Regions from separate parts of the Homo sapiens genome. Here region 2 is linked to region 1. A link is an interaction called in ENCODE POLR2A ChIA-PET data of the cell type or tissue named here. Cell type or tissue: MCF 10A. All regions are shown on one strand. Links, peaks and the distances in the headings refer to the core of each region. The heading gives the core; the rest is flanking DNA. Region 1 has its middle 64 kb from the start of UGT2B7. Region 2 has its middle 7.0 kb from the start of UGT2B7.

Region 1 (7,968 bases), core at 2,525-6,524:
AGTGAAGTTTTACCTAAGTAATTTTTTCAGTTGGTAATATGGAGATCTAACTTTCCTGTGCCTTTGAAGCTGAGCTTCTATAAAGCAATAAAGTCAGGGTCCTTTTTTTTTTTTTTTTTTTTTGGTGGAGACTTTCTTTGTCTTCCAGGCTGGAGTGCAGTGGTGCAATCTAAACTCACTGCTGGGATTACAGGCATGTGTCAGCACACTTGGTTAATTTTTTGTATTTTTAGTAGAGATGGGGCTTCACCATGTTGGCCAGGCTGGTCTCAAACTCCTGACCTCAAGTGATACACCTGCCTCAGCCTCTCAAAGTGCTGGGATTACAGGCATGAGCCACCACGCCCAGCTGGTAGTGGAGTATTTCGTAAGTGAATTTATGAAATGAAAACACAAGATGATCTATCAATTGCACAAATATTATAGAAAAGCTTAAATTATAAGTTCAGTTAAAACCCTGTGGCCATTGCTAATACAGAACATTCTAGGAAGTCATAAACCTGTAAATTAGTGCACCTAATATTTCTTTAAACAATCACACATCTGTTTTACTATACATATTTTTATCTTAAAAAAGTCGGACCCGTCCACAAACATCTTACTGAATGCATACATGTATATTGAGTAGTTACACAATTTTCTACCACAACTATCTATGTAACATTGCAGAAATTGTTTTTCCTTGTACACCGCAGTTTCTTTATTCTGAAATTAAAATATGTCCCCATGTTACCAGAAGGTTTCCTTCACAGTTGAGAGAAATAGTGCTTCTGTCTCAAATGCAAAAACCAATAAGGGCAATTTGTAGTTTCTAATGTCTCCACATTCCTTCACTAAAAGATTGGAAATTATTCATTTTAAGACTAATCATCTTATTGAAGTCTGAACATTTTTCTATCTATATAGTTTTTTTAAAAAAATACTATGTTTATTACAAAATATAAGCCAAATTAAGGTTGGATACAAATCTCTATTTGAATAATTTCTCAAAATTTTCTAGCTGTAATTTTCAAATATATTTACTTAAAAGCTAATATGGTTAATACCTTAGCATAAATCAAAAGCAGTAGTTGGTACAAGGATTTCAGCCACACTCTCAAAATAGCCCACAGTTCACTTGAATAACCAAAGATAAAAAGATTAGCTTAATGAACTGCGGAAACTAGACTATTTCTCAGAAAATTATTTTTATGGGTTAGGCAGAATTAGTTGATCATGGAGCTCAAAGAGTTTTTTAAATGTTTATATGCTACTATTGAAGTTTTAAAGGGTAAAGAAATGGATGTTTACTTCTCTATAGATTATTTTAATAATTGTTTGTGATTATGAGTATTCCGATGTGACATTAGCGATGTAGTTTACCCTCAAACTTCTCTTATCAGTTTGCTTTTCTTATAAATACACAAGGGCAAAATATATAATACATAAAAAATAAATTATGTTTATATTTGAATATATGTTCATGTATTTCAAAGTACAGACACTTGGTCTACATTTTTGCCTACATTATTCTAATCCCTTTCAGAAAATTACCTAATGTAATTATCTTGTGTAATCCACTTTTTCTTTCATTTTTCCTCTCAGGAAGACCCACTACCTTATCTGAGACAATGGAGAAAGCTGACATACATATGGCTTATTCAAAACTCCTGGAATTTTCAATTTCCTCATCCACTCTTACCAAATGTTGAATTTGTTGGAGGACTCCACTGCAAATCTACCAAACCCCTACCTAAGGTAAAGATAATTTTGTTGATTCGGTTTTGTTAGCTTTGAATTTTTAGTAGGAATGACTCTACCGTCTTCCTGCAGAGTGTCTGACTTAGAAAGAAAGATGGGAAGTGGGTGGGGTAAAGCAGATAGCAATTAGGAACTCTTGTACTTGTTGATTTATCGATACCATCACAAGTACGTGAGTTTCATCATTATTATAGATACAGAGGGATACTAAGGAGACTTTGAAAATAGGGTTGGTTAAATTAAAGCCTTGATTATGCAACACGTAAGAAGGTATTGGTCATTCATTAAGAGAATGTTTATAAAAGTTTAACAAAAACCACAGGCAAGAGGAAAAAAAATAGACACAGTTTCTGTCCCCACACACATTACATTCTATTTCAAAAGATAGAATATGTATAAGTAATAAAAATTGTGCAAAAGCTATTATCTCATGCCAAGATAGCATCAGTGGAGATAATAGAAAGTATCCTGGACGCACTGATAATGAAGCTGACAGCTGAACAATGTGCAGAAATTGGTGAAATAATGAGGAGGGCAGAAAACACAAAAAGAAAAAAAGGTAAAGTGTTCAGGAAAGTTCTCAAGACTCCAAGTTTAGTTTGCAGGGACAGGCTGAGTGAGAATCAGATGATGCTGAGAGACAAGTTAGAGCCTGATACTTATTAGGAGTTAAAATATTTATTAAGCACCTTTGGGGACTACTAAAAAGAGTTAGGAAATGAAGATATATGATAAGGTTATTTAAAAAAAAAGAAACAAAGAAAGAGCAGACCATTTGGGAAATTTTGCATGGAATCTGGTAGCAGATGATGGAAAAGTGGATTAGAATGTTGGACTAGAAGTAATTATGCCTACATTTGCAGTAATAGTACCCACTTCATATTGTGTTTTGTGGAAAAAATGTTAATACACACAAAACACTTAAAATCTCTCTGTTATATAGTCAGTGATTCAGAAATATTAATTTTGCAATTATGGTTATTTTGTTATGATTACTAACACTATTAATTACTTAACATGTGCAAGTCACTTGAGATACCATTCTTCATTTAATAGAACCAGATTGTTCAGCACATCAAGATTATGTTCTCTTGAAAAGTCGTGGAGGACAGATATATTGTGGACTTGAATAAAAGTAGGCATACTAGTTTTGCTAGTAAGATGCGTAAGTTGACATTCTAAAATTCTACTGTAAGTTATGAGGATTTTAAGTATTCTATCTTAAAAAGAAAATAGTTACTCAACAATATAAATGTGTATCCTTAATAATATTTGCAGCCAAACCCAGTGTTCACTTGATTTCACTCAAGGATGTAACTCATTCTACACTGAGATATCTGACGTTTACATCTTAGAACAGAAACATGCCCTATTAGAGCAGGTGTTTTCAGCCTTATGACAAGCAACTTAGTACAGCATCCTGGTTGAACTTGTGTCTAGACGCCAAAGCTCCCTACAGAGAAGCATGGAGAAAATGAATGATGCACGTATTATAAAGGCCAAATAATTTCTATCACTTGTATCTGAATAGTAGTAAACTTAGTTTACCATAATTAAAGAATTCTGTCTACTTAGAAGATGATGTTCTTTGTAAAGGAACACAAGAACCTCATGCATTTTAAATTAGTATCATACTTTTAAGACATAGGTAGAAAGTAAGCATTCTTTAATACATTATTAAGTAATCTCTTAAGATTTTTGTCTACATAAAACTGAGAATTTATTCCATGGGTAAAATACAATATCTATGTTGAATGCGAATTGTATGTGCTTTATGACTTTCTAAAGAGACAAAAGCTGAGGTAAGACTAATAAAAATTCTATGGCACCCTACCCTACTATTGAAAGATTTCCCTATTCATATTAAGGGAAAGTGATAGTGCCACTAGGAGGGGGAAGAGAATAGGAGGTGTAGAAGGATAAGAAAAAGGATGACTAGTAGTATAATAGTGATAATTACTAATAGTAGCTGTTGTTATTAACTTGCAGAAAGATTTGAATGCAAGTCAATGGTTGTAAAATTGGTTCTCTAATTGTTTATTATGTAGAATAATTGTTAACCCAAGTTGTTTTCTTTTAAATTAAATATTAGATTCTCATAATATATGTCTATATTTTAAGAGAAAAAGACATTTGGCAAAATATTTCTAGTGATTTAAAAATGCACATAATCATTGGTTTAATAATATAGTTTCATGTAATCATACTGAGAAAAAAATGAATTAAGATGTGCACATTTAATATTTATGGAAAATATTCATAAAATTCACATTGGAAATAATCCAACATCTTAAATGAAGGAATGACTAAAAACTTATACTATATGCATACTATAGCCTTACAATAATTTTATCAATCAAATATTCAATTACACTGTGAGCCATAATGCGAGTAAAGTGTAGTAGAAAATGATAAATATAACAAGATGACAAATTTTTTGTAAGAGGAAAATGTATATACAATAAGGTTAAAACTTTCTAAATAAATGTCATGAGTGTACATGTGTAAATAGAATAAAAGCCATGATGAGAATATACATATTTTACATTGGTAATATCTCTAGATAGAAATTTTAGAAATATTTCCTTTTCTTTATGAAACTTTTCATACTTTTGTTAAATTACTTACAGTGATTTTGTATTATTTTTATGAAGTTGTCACAGAGTCTGAAACAACCAGTCCACATCAGTGATGAATCAGTAAACAGAAGTTAGATTACTTCAACACTGGGTGGATGAAGAAGGCTCTGGGCATCAAGCCAGTGAGAGTAAACCCTGAACACGAGTTACAGTAAATGTGGCAACAGGTAACTGCAATCACACAAAATGTCTAGATGCCCCATGTATTATCTGGAATAGTAGTACAATGACTCTCACATTAACATTGATGTCTTAAGATTAAAAATCATATTTGAAAAAAAATACAGCAATATATGGTCTTCACAGTCAATATTTGGATTTTTTTCTTTGTTTTATAAACAGCAGTTCAAAAAAGTTTTACCCTAATGATTAAAACTGAAAGTTTTTAAATTTAAATATTGGCATAGATTGGAGAAAGCAAATCAGAGTAAATATCAATCAATTTTAGCCAAGTACATCTTCACCAAGAAGTGTAGTGTGAGTGAGCTACTCATGAGGGTGACCAGATCTCCCCTGTGGAAAGCGCTGGTGGCCTCTCCCATTATGGTGCAAGTGCTGCTGCCTCTGAGACACAACAAAGTGACAATGAGAGTTCCTCACAGGCAGTTATAAATAGAACATCAATTTAACAGTGTGATTTCAGGGAAAAGTTATTCCACCTAAAGAATCACCTGAAAAATATGATCATTCAACTATCTAACTATATACTGTACAATTCAGTATTATAAATGAGACTCTCAGTACTAATTCATAGAAATTCCAAACCACAACCAGACTCCAGAATGTCAGTGATTCTTAACCACCACTTTTTACTGTTACTTTTTTTCTTTTTTGAAAAAAAACTGGGAAACTCTGACAAAATTTTAGTGAAGTGTAAAGGATTACAGAGGAAGATAAATGTAGACAAAAAATCACCCCAACTGTGAGTAACGTTTCCTCAGTGTTTATAGTTAGGGAAGAAAACCATTGATAGCTTCAAACTAAAACAATTCTATAGAAAATGTTGCAGGAAGTGAGGGACCCCGAACAGAGGGTCCAGCTGAAGCCATGGCAGAAGAACATAAATTGTGAAGATTTCATGCACATTTATCACTTCCCCAATCAATACTCTTATAATTTCCTATACCTGGCTTTAATCTCTTAATACCAGTATCTTCATAAGCTGAGGATGTATGTCGCCTCAGGACCCTGTGATGATTGCATTAACTGCACAAATTGTTTGTAAAGCATGTGTGTTAGAAAAATATGAAATCTGGGCACCTTGAAAAAAGAACAGGATAACAGCAATGTTCAGGGAACAAGGGAGATAAACATTAGGTCTGACTGCCTGGGAGCCAGGCAGGACAGAGCATGTTTCCCTTATTACCAAAAACGGGTAAGAGAAATATCACTGAATTCTTTCCCTAGTAAGGAATATAATTAACAGCACTGGGAAAAGAATGCATTGGGGGGGGCGGGGCTAAAATGTCTGCTCTGGGAGTGTCTGTCTTATATGGTTGTAGATAAGGGATGAAATAAGCCCTGGTCTCCTGTAGTGCCCCCAGGCTTATTAGGATTAGGAAATTCCTGCCTAGTAAATTTTAGTCAGACTGGTTGTCTGCTCTCAAACCCTGTCTCCTGATAATGTGTCATCAATGACAATGTGTGCCCAGTGGGACATGAAACTTCATCAGGAATTCTATTTTCACCCTGGCCTTGTGACCTTGCCCTGCCCATTTGTCTTGTGATATTTTATTGCCTTTGAAGCGTGTGATCTCTGTGACCCACACCCTATTCGTACACTCCTTCCCCTTTGAAAATCACTAATAAAAACTTGCTGGTTTTGTGGCTCAGGGAGCATCACGGAACCTGCCAACATATGATGTCTCCCCCGGACACCCAGCTTTAAAATTTCTCTCTTTTGTACTCTTTCCCTTTATTTCTCAGACTGGCTGATACTTAGGGAAAATAGAAAAGAATCTACATTGAAATATTGGGGGCTGTTTCCCCCAATAAGAAAACCTGCCTGAAATAAAGATATGTGATTTAGTAGAATGACAATATAGAATTAAAGCCAAGTAGTGCCACTTTCCAAGAACCTATATTAGTAACTGTAAAATTATAAGTGAAGAGTCTGGGTATAGTGTTTTCTAACATTATCTCCCTGACTACTATGTAATAGCTCCATTTCATTTCTCTCTTACACACACACACAAACATGCACACACACATATTTACATAAACACACTTAGTAGAGGCTACCTATCTCATATTATACATCTTCTTGATAAGAAACTGAATGATTGGGTCAGTTAAAAGACATAATTTCCTCCAATAATTCCTGATAATACTTGATTTTCTCTCTTTAGTAATTTGTACCAATTCTTTCAGTAGTGCCTGCTGTGCTGTTACTCTTTTGTGATGGAACAAATTCTTTTTTCACAGGAAATGGAAGAATTTATCCAGAGCTCTGGAGAAAATGGTGTTGTGGTGTTTTCTCTGGGGTCAATGATCAGCAACATGTCTGAAGAAAGGGCCAATGTAATTGCATCAGCCCTTGCCAAGATCCACAGAAGGATAGATAAAGTTCCTTACGGTATGGAAAACTACCAAAAGAGGCTGTTAAAGTCTATAAATAATCCAATTATAGAAATTTCCTTCCTGGAAATGTAGCTCTTGGGAAAGCACTAATTATCAGATATTAGTTCAAAATGAGAAATGTACATGAAAGATGCTAAAGTAATACAAAGGGTATAATCATGGATAATAAATTTGGTACTAATATTGTGAACAGGAAGAAATATATTAAGAGGCGTAGGTAAAGTTTTGATATTATCATGATATTGAGGTCACATAAGAGATATCACCAAATTATTTCCCTGTCATCTGATCCTTATGTTTAAGGATTCCTGAGGAAATTATACACACTATAGATGTTATCAGAAGAAGTTACATTTTAATGGGTGACTTCACTAGCACAATAACAATAACAGGTATTTCAAAATGTCTAACATGCATCATGCAGTTTAGGCTTGCCATGTAATCTGGCCTCATGTAGTTCCTCCACATTTTGGAATAGGCCCATCTGAGTGATGTTCAGGGTACTATTCAGAGAAAGAATGGCCTAGGCTGACAGACTTAGTCCAAGTTCTCACCTAGCCAGGTAGATTTAGAAAAAGAGAAAAAGCAGCCTCCCTTGCTGGACTGGGCCCAGCCAATGTCTAAAACAGGAAGATGAAAGAAAAAGGATGGAAATGGATCCTGACCTGAAGGTGGATCCTGTGCTGTATAAAATGTGGCCCCACAAGGACTCAGCACTAACTATCAGATTAACAATTCTTCCCAATGGAGGCAGCAGAAAAAAATATAGGAAGGAGTCAAACAGAAGGAAGCCAGGTGGGGAATAGGTTCAGATGCTCCCTCTATAATACATAGTAGGAACATATTTTCTTCTGTATAGAATAAAACGGTGACTTTTGTGTATTTGTCAATTACTTTTTAGCTCCCTATCTGATATAGTCTTCTTGCAATGACCTCCACTAAAGTTTTTTGCTGAAAAACCAGTTATTTTAATACTGATATAACAAGTAAAACACTGTAAATTATTTAT
Region 2 (7,968 bases), core at 3,817-7,816, 58 kb after region 1:
ATTTGTCTATGCCTATGTCCTGAATGGCATTGCCTAGGTTTTCTCCTAGGGTTTTTATGGTTTTAGGTTTCACATATAAGTCTTTAATCCATCTTGAGTTAGTACTGAAACTATCAGTTCATGGTTTTTTGTTTTTGTTTTTGTTTTGTGAGTTCTTATTACTGCTTCAGTCTTGTTACTCATTATTTCCCTGTTCATGTTTCTATTTATTTTTAATTCAATCCTGGTTGGTGGTATGTGTCCAAAAACTTTCCTTATCCTTTAGATTTTTTAATTTGTTGGCATGAACTTGTTTATAATAATATCTTATAATCCATTGTATTTCTGTGTATCAGTTGTTATGTATCCTTTTCATCTCTCATTTTATTTGAGTCATCTCTTTTTGTAGTTAACTTAGCTGAAGCTTTTTAAATTTTACGTATTCAATAAACCGTTTTGTCTTGTTGATTTTTAAATATTTTAAAAATCTCTATTTTTTCTCTATAATCTTTATTATATCCCTTTTCTACTATTTTTTAGTTTAGTTTCTGTTTTCAGATTTCTTGAGGTACTATAGGTTGTTTATTTAAGATATTTCTGCATTTTTAATGAAGACATTTATTGGCATATATTTGTTGTTTTAGAACTTATTTTTTCTATATCTTCTAGGTTTTGTTATATTGTCTTTCCATTTTTATTTTTGTCATATATTTTAAAATAATTTATCTATGGACTCAATGGTTGTTTATGAGCACATTTAATTTATGTATAGTTGTACATGTTCCCATATTCTTTCTTTTATTGATTTCTAGTTTTATTCCATTGTGGAAAAAAATTGACACCATTTTGATTTTAAAAAAATTTAAGACTTATTTTGACCTAAAATATGGTCTATTCTAGAAGATGTTTCATGTGCTATTGAGAAGATTACATACTCTGCAGCTGTTGGATGGAATGTTCTGTAAATGTCCGTGTTAGGTTTATCTTACCTAGAGTGCAGTTTAACTCTGAGGTTTTTTCATTGATTTTCTGTCTGAATTATATTTTTATTATTGTAAGTAAAGTGCTGCACTCTTCTACTATTATCATATCACAGTCAATCTCTCTCTTCAGCTCTATAAATTTTGCTTTATATATTTGGATGTTCCAGTGTTATGACCATATATATTTACAATTTTATTCTGTTGCTCTATGGAGCTCTTGATTATTATACAATGGCCAACTTCTTATCAATCCTGACTTAAAATATATTTTAACTAAGTATAGCTACTACTGTATTTTTTTTATTGTTTACAATGACATGAAACAAATTTTTCTATTTCTTTTCTTTTAGTCTGTGTACACCTTCATAGGTGAAGTGAGTTTCCTGTGGCAACAATACAGTTGAGTTTTAATTATTTATCCATTCAGTCACTCTATGTCTTTTACTTGGATCATTCAATCAATTTCATTTGTAATATTACTAATAGATAAAGATTTACTACCTCCATTTTGTTAATTGTTTTCTAGGTTAGTTTCTGTATATCCTTTCTCTCTCGCTCTGTCTCTCTTTCTCTCTCTCTCTCTCTGTCTCTCTCTCTCTGTGTCTTCCTTTCTCTCTCACTCTGTCTCTCTCTCTCTGTCTCTCTCTCTCTGTGTCTTCCTTTATGGTTAAGTAATTTTCTCTAGTAATATGTTTTGATTCCATGCCATTTGTGTTTGTTGTGTCTAAGTTTGGCTTCTTAGTTAATGAAAGATTTACAAAAATATTTTATTGTTAGATATTTAAAACTGGTGACAACTTTGAGCACAAAGAAAAATAAACAGAACTCTGTATTTTGACATAATTTTGTCTTCCACATATTGACTTTTTCATGTCTCAATTTATATCTTTTCATATTTCCATCTCTTAATTGTAGTTATGATTTTCTTTAATAACTTTGTCTTTTTATCTTCATGATAAAGATATAAATGGCTTATATACCACAATTATAGTATTAGAGTATTCTGAGTTTGTCTTTATAATTGGTTTTACTACTGCTTTTTATGCCTTCAGATGTATTCTTATTACATGTGAGTGTCCTTTTCTTTCCAATAAAACAATTCTCCTTTGTATTATTTCTTGTAAGATTGGTCTGATGTTTATGAATGCCTTATCTTTTGTTTCGGAAAATGTTATCACTCTTTCAGGTTTGAAGAATTGCTTCGGTAGGCTCAGTATTTTTGCATGGCAGATTTTTTTCAGCACTTTAAATGTATATCTTATTGTCTTCTTGCTCACAAGTTGATTTATTTATTTTATTTTTTTTTGAGAAATTTGATGAAACTTGAATTGGGACATTGTTTAATATGGTATAAACCTTTTCTTATACTGCTATCAATATTCTTTCTTTGTATTTGCCTTTTAACAATTTAAATAGGATGTGCCTTTGGGAAATACTCTTCGGATTAAATTTGATTAGGGTACATGGATACTGTCATCTTTCTCTAGATTTACAAAATGTTCCATCATTATTTTATTATATATGCTTTCTAGACTTTTTATTTCTTATCTCCTTTAAGAACTCCTATTATATGGAGGTAGTTTTCTTAATAATGTTTGATACTTTCCATATGCCTACTTCACTAATTTTAATTATTTCTCTTTTTTTGCTCTTCTGATTGGGTAATTACATATGTTTTATCTTTAGGATTGCTGATTCCTTACTCTGTTTGACCAAGTCTGCTGTTGAAGTTTTCTACTGAGTTTTTCAATTCACTTCACATATTTTTTATTAATTGGATTTCTTTTTATTTTTAAAACATTTCCACTTCTTTGCAAAATTTATCATCATTTTCCTGGATTATTCTCTAAAGTGTGTTTTTTTCAACTCTCTATTCATATGTGCTGTGATTTCTGAACTTTTAAAATAGGTGTGCACTGAATTTCTTGTCAAAAATTTTACGGAGCATCTGAACCTTAATTCTGCACTGTAACTTAAAACTAGACTTGCAGTGATTTCTAGGTCTGTGAGATACTTAAGCAATAACTGGAGCTTAATCTCAAATGTTATACTTGTTTGCAGGTCATAGAAAAGCTCCGTATGAGTATCTGGGAATTATAAAAATACCTGCCAAAGATTCAGGCCTTCCTTTGGATTTTGGCCCCTGCAGTGTTATGGAACTGGTCAGACTCCTCAGCGTGGCATTCCTGCTAATAGGAACACCAAGCAGTTGCTGAGATGTGTGTGCCTGTCACTGTGATTAGTACTTCCACTCTTGTTTCCAATTCACCCCAGGTCATTCAACTCTATAGCCACTCCTAATGCCTCTCCTGAGGTAGGACAAAAGTGGGCTTCCCAAACCAAAAAGATTCACAGATCCATGAAGAAACTGAACATTCACTTCAAATTTCCTCCTCTGATCTTGGCAACTGCAGGTAAAATAAAGTTCTGTCACAGTGGTGTCTTCTTGGTGTGTGGAAGGGGTGCCATAATCCAAAAAATTATTCATTTTACAGATCATGAGTTTTCCCATGTCTATGAGTCTTGGGATTTTCTTCTTCTCTTTTTAGCTCTGGTGAATTCAGTGTGGCTTTTTGTATTTACATAGTTACTAGCTCTATTTTTGTGTGGGAATTAATGTTGGGAGGTGTTATTTCATCATTTTACTGACATCACTCCTCAAGGAATACTTTTATGAGTTTGCAAACCATTATGATTTTAGAATTAGCTATCTACCAAATATTAAAAGAGCTGTATATTTATCATTTAAGTGTTCTGTATAATTATTTGTGTACCGTTTCTAGTACATAATTACTATGTATTGAAGCTATGTGTTTCCAACACAAACTTTCTTGTAGAGACTGGCAGTACATGGCAGAATATAGGGACAATATAACTATACATATCACAACTTCTTCAGATTTTTATTAAAGCATAAGTAAACTATATTATTCTACATGATATTGCATCTTTATGATGCAGAAATTATTTTCTTTGTAGGAAATGAAAGCATTTGTCCAGATCTCTGGCAAAGATGGCACTGTGGTGTTTTCTCTGGGGCCAGTTGTGCAAAACCTTATAGAAGAGAAGGCTGATCTCATTGCTTCAGACTTGGCCCAGATTCCACAGAAGGTGAGTACAACGTCCAATCCTTATAAGCAGCCATTTACACAGTGAAGAAAATGTGGCTTTCCATTTGGAACTTGAATCTCATTTTCTGCTTTGCATTAACAGGCACTACTTCTACATAGAATAATTTAAAGCATTATAGTAGTGTATGTGGGCTCAACTAATCATTTGCCTATGAATGCTTGAAGTTACTTTGGAAATACTTCTCTTTGTTGTCATTTGTTTGTGACAAAATGAAAATAAAATATTAAGTTCCTATCTCACATTTTGAGATTTTAAATCTTAAGTCCTGTGCTGACTACTCAAAAACAACAAATAAAAAAACCCTGAAGTGTACTAACTCCAAGGAACATAAAAAGGGAGGGCTGATATTACAAAGATAGAGAAGAATTATGCCCAAGAATATCCTCAACATATTTGATTGTATAGGAACTCCATTCAGTGTACTTGGGTATAAAAGTAGAAGCTTAGATTCACGTAGTCTTTCTTATGAATTAGACTTTTCAAGAATTAAAAGGCAATTACAATTTTGATATTATAGTCTAGTAGTCAGTTAATTTTAACTTTCTTGTTATTGCAATTCTAGATTTCCACTATTTGGGTAGTACTATTTATGCACTATCCAGTGACTTTTTAAAAATGTAATGTTTAATTAAAGTTCATAAAACTCAATAAAAGCATGTATGCTAATTAGGATTGTGAAATTAGTTTTGCCTATTAAATTGGAATATCTATGTATTCCTATGTTTTCAAATGCAAGATTTTCACATAGCTTTCCCATAAAAAACAAATTATGTGACAAAAGGCATAAAGACAAACAAAATTCAACATTGAACATAAATTCTAAGTAACTTCTTTTTCTTTTTTAATTAAAAATAAATTAATATATAAAATCAAGGAGCAAAGGAGACATGAAAAAAAGCAGAAAGTAAAGACAACTAACTATCCAAAAACAAACAGCAAAGTCTAAAGCAAAGTTTTTCTATGAGGAGAAAAGCATGGAAAAGACTCATCCCCATGATTCAATTACCTCCATCAAGTCCCTCCTACAACATGTGGGAATTGTGGTAGTTATACTTCAAGATGAGATTTTGGCGGGGACACAGATAAACCATATCAGGCCATTATGATCGCCTGTTTTGGTTACAAACACACATTTTTAATAGTCTTTCTAATTTTAAGGTCTTGACTTTACATGCCAATATTAGTCGACACAGTTGCTTGCTAAAGGAAAATCTTGATTTCATAACTGTCATTTTTTAAAAGTTGTGTAAGTAAATTTTGGTCATGTATTAAAATCCAAATCCATAGTATGACAATTAAGACTGCCTAAGGTCTTCATTCCAAATTAACTGTCTTTTTTAATAGCTTGCCCTCAAATTTCTCTGTGATCCATACACATTGGGATGCTCTTCATATATCCATGACCTTTACTCATTCTGTTCTTTATTGGAAAATCCCTTCTTTACCACACACTGCCTAGGTCCAATCAAAGCTTTCATCTCATATCATGTTACCTGCCTAATTAAGTTTTTCTAATTATTTCATGTAGAAGTACTTGTGTTTTTTCTCTGGAACTCTAAACACATCCTGTATTACTCATGTGATTCATATCAAAATAGTCTTTATATTATAGCTATTCAATGTATTATCAGCTAATTAGTCGGGGTCCACATAGGTGAAGCAATGTAAAATATTTGTTTTCCAAAACCACCTTGTACCTTTGGGTTTTGTGTGGAATGAAAGAAAGTGTGTGTATGTTTGTGTTTTGTGTGAATTAGAAACTTTAAAGATTTTGTTTTTTTTTTCTGTCATTGAAAATATAGATTAGTACAGTTATATTTCATGTATTTTTATTTTTTAAAGGTTGGAACAAATTTTTCTGGATACATAATTTTTTGATTGCCGTAATAAACATCAAGTTTCAAAATAAAGCGTGGCCATTCATATTTAATATTTAATTTTTAACATCTGTGTATATTTATTTCAATTCGGAGCCCTGTAAACTCTTAATCTCTGTGAGCAGTGCGTCTGGGAGCTACCATCACAGTTTCTGAGAAGTGGGCTTCAAGTATTCTGCACCTGCAGCTCTGCTGTGCTGGTTGTGCATTCTGTGGGAAAGTCCTGGTTGGCCTTGTGACATGAGCCATTAGCTTAATGTCAAAAACATTCCAGATAAACTCATAGAAAGGGGCCACAAAGTAACAATGTTTACTTACTACAGGCTTTTCTCATTGACTACAAGAAGCCTTCTTCATTGAACTTCAAGGAGGTCCATGTGGCACATGACAAAGATAATCTTGAGAATTCAAATGATGAATTTTTTGACCTAGCTTATTATTTTCTTTTATTTTCTATTTGAGACAAGGTCTTGCTCTGTCACCCAGGCTGAAGTGCAATCATGGCTTGCTTCAGCCTCGAACTCTCAGGCTCAAGTGATCCTCCCCACCAAAGCCTCCCAAGTAGCTAGGACTGTAGGCACACCCCAGCACACCTGGTCAATTTTTTTGTAAAATGTTTGTACTGAGTAGGTCTTGTTATGTTACCCAGGCTGGTCTCAAACTCTTGGCCTTAAATGATCCTCTCATCTTGCCTCCCAAAGTTCTGGGATTACAGGTTGAGCCACTATATTTGGCTTGTAGACCCAGTTCTCAGTATCTTTCCTGGCTTATCATCTGGTAATGGAAGGTAAAACTAAATATATTCTTTAATTGAATTGGGTGGAATTTTTAAACCACTATGTGAGTGTTGTCTACAGTCAGGCACTCATGAAGCAGCTGCAGGAAATGAATCATTACAGAGTAATGGTTTACTGACCCTATAATTTTCTCTGGGGAGCTAGTGGCTGAGTTGCTTGCAGTCCCTTTTGTGCTCACACTTAGGATGCAACAGGGAGTGATGCTTCAGGAAACTTCTAGCTCCACCTTCCTATGTACCTGTGCACATCGTAGGACAGAGTGACCTTTCTGGAAAAAGTAAAATATAAAATATAAAAAGTAAAATATAAAACATAAAATATGAAAAATATAAGTTTTCTTTACCTTTTGTATCCAGGATTATGACTTTCATTTTTGGTAATCATTTTATAGTGAGGCATTAGATAAGTGTCTTTTATTTTAAATGAGTTATCAAAATAAATAGAAGAGAGTTAAATGAAATCTATGTAAATATAAATAATACATTTTTATATAGCTATCCTACATGCAAAACTCTAACAGTGATACCAATGAAAGAATAATCAAAATCTAATTGGGAATAGAAGTAATACATTTCTTAAAATAGTTACACTTTCTTTAGAGTCAGTTAACCATTTTTCTTGATACTTGTTAAGAGTCATGCCAAAAACAATACCCCCACCCCAGAAAAAAAAAAAAAAAACAATATTAATACTTTGGAAGATTTGGAAGACATATGGTTTGTCATACATAATCTCCAAAGCCCACAGGCTGGAATTGCTAAGTCACCCAAACAGCAAAGATGGCGGCCCATATCTCTGTGAGCTCTGTCCCAGGGAGTTTTCAAATCTCTGCTGGCCTAAGAACAATGGTGGAAATGACTGGAGTCCCCTGTTGGGAGGTCCCACCCAGTGAGGTGGAACAGGATCTGCAACCTACTTGAAGAAGCAGTCTGGCCATGTTTTGGTAGAGTAGCTGTGTTGTGCTGGGGAATTCCTTCCTTCTGTGGTCGATTTGGATGCTCCAAAGCTCAAATGCCAGAACAGCTAAGTTGCACAAACAGCAAAGATGGTGGCCCACCCCACGCGGCTGAGAGTTCCATTCCAGGGAGGCCCAACACTGCTATCACGGCTGGTTGAAATTCCAAGCCAGTGGATCTTATCCTGTGAGGTGCTGTGAAAATGGGGCCCGCAGACTGTCACTGCTCAGCCCCCTGAATTCAG

What was found. ChIA-PET counts read pairs that join two places held together with the same protein. Peaks named below come from ENCODE experiments on the same cell type or tissue, not always from the same donor. Only the 100,000 strongest peaks of a DNase experiment are listed, where the experiment ranks them.
Region 2: POLR2A ChIA-PET joins it to region 1 with 7 read pairs; 3 of 35 experiments call an interaction of 5 or more read pairs at or near these places.

The regions. Positions count from the first base shown.
Region 1 is chr4:69,028,542-69,036,509 of GRCh38, forward strand. It overlaps the pseudogene UGT2B26P. Among named protein-coding and RNA genes, the nearest start is that of UGT2B7, 64 kb to the right of the region's middle. In MCF 10A, for the core only: no CTCF peak of the experiment used is centred there; a DNase peak (open chromatin) is centred at 4,490.
Region 2 is chr4:69,085,531-69,093,498 of GRCh38, forward strand. It overlaps a transcript of UGT2B7 not described here. Among named protein-coding and RNA genes, the nearest start is that of UGT2B7, 7.0 kb to the right of the region's middle. In MCF 10A, for the core only: no CTCF peak of the experiment used is centred there; no DNase peak of the experiment used is centred there.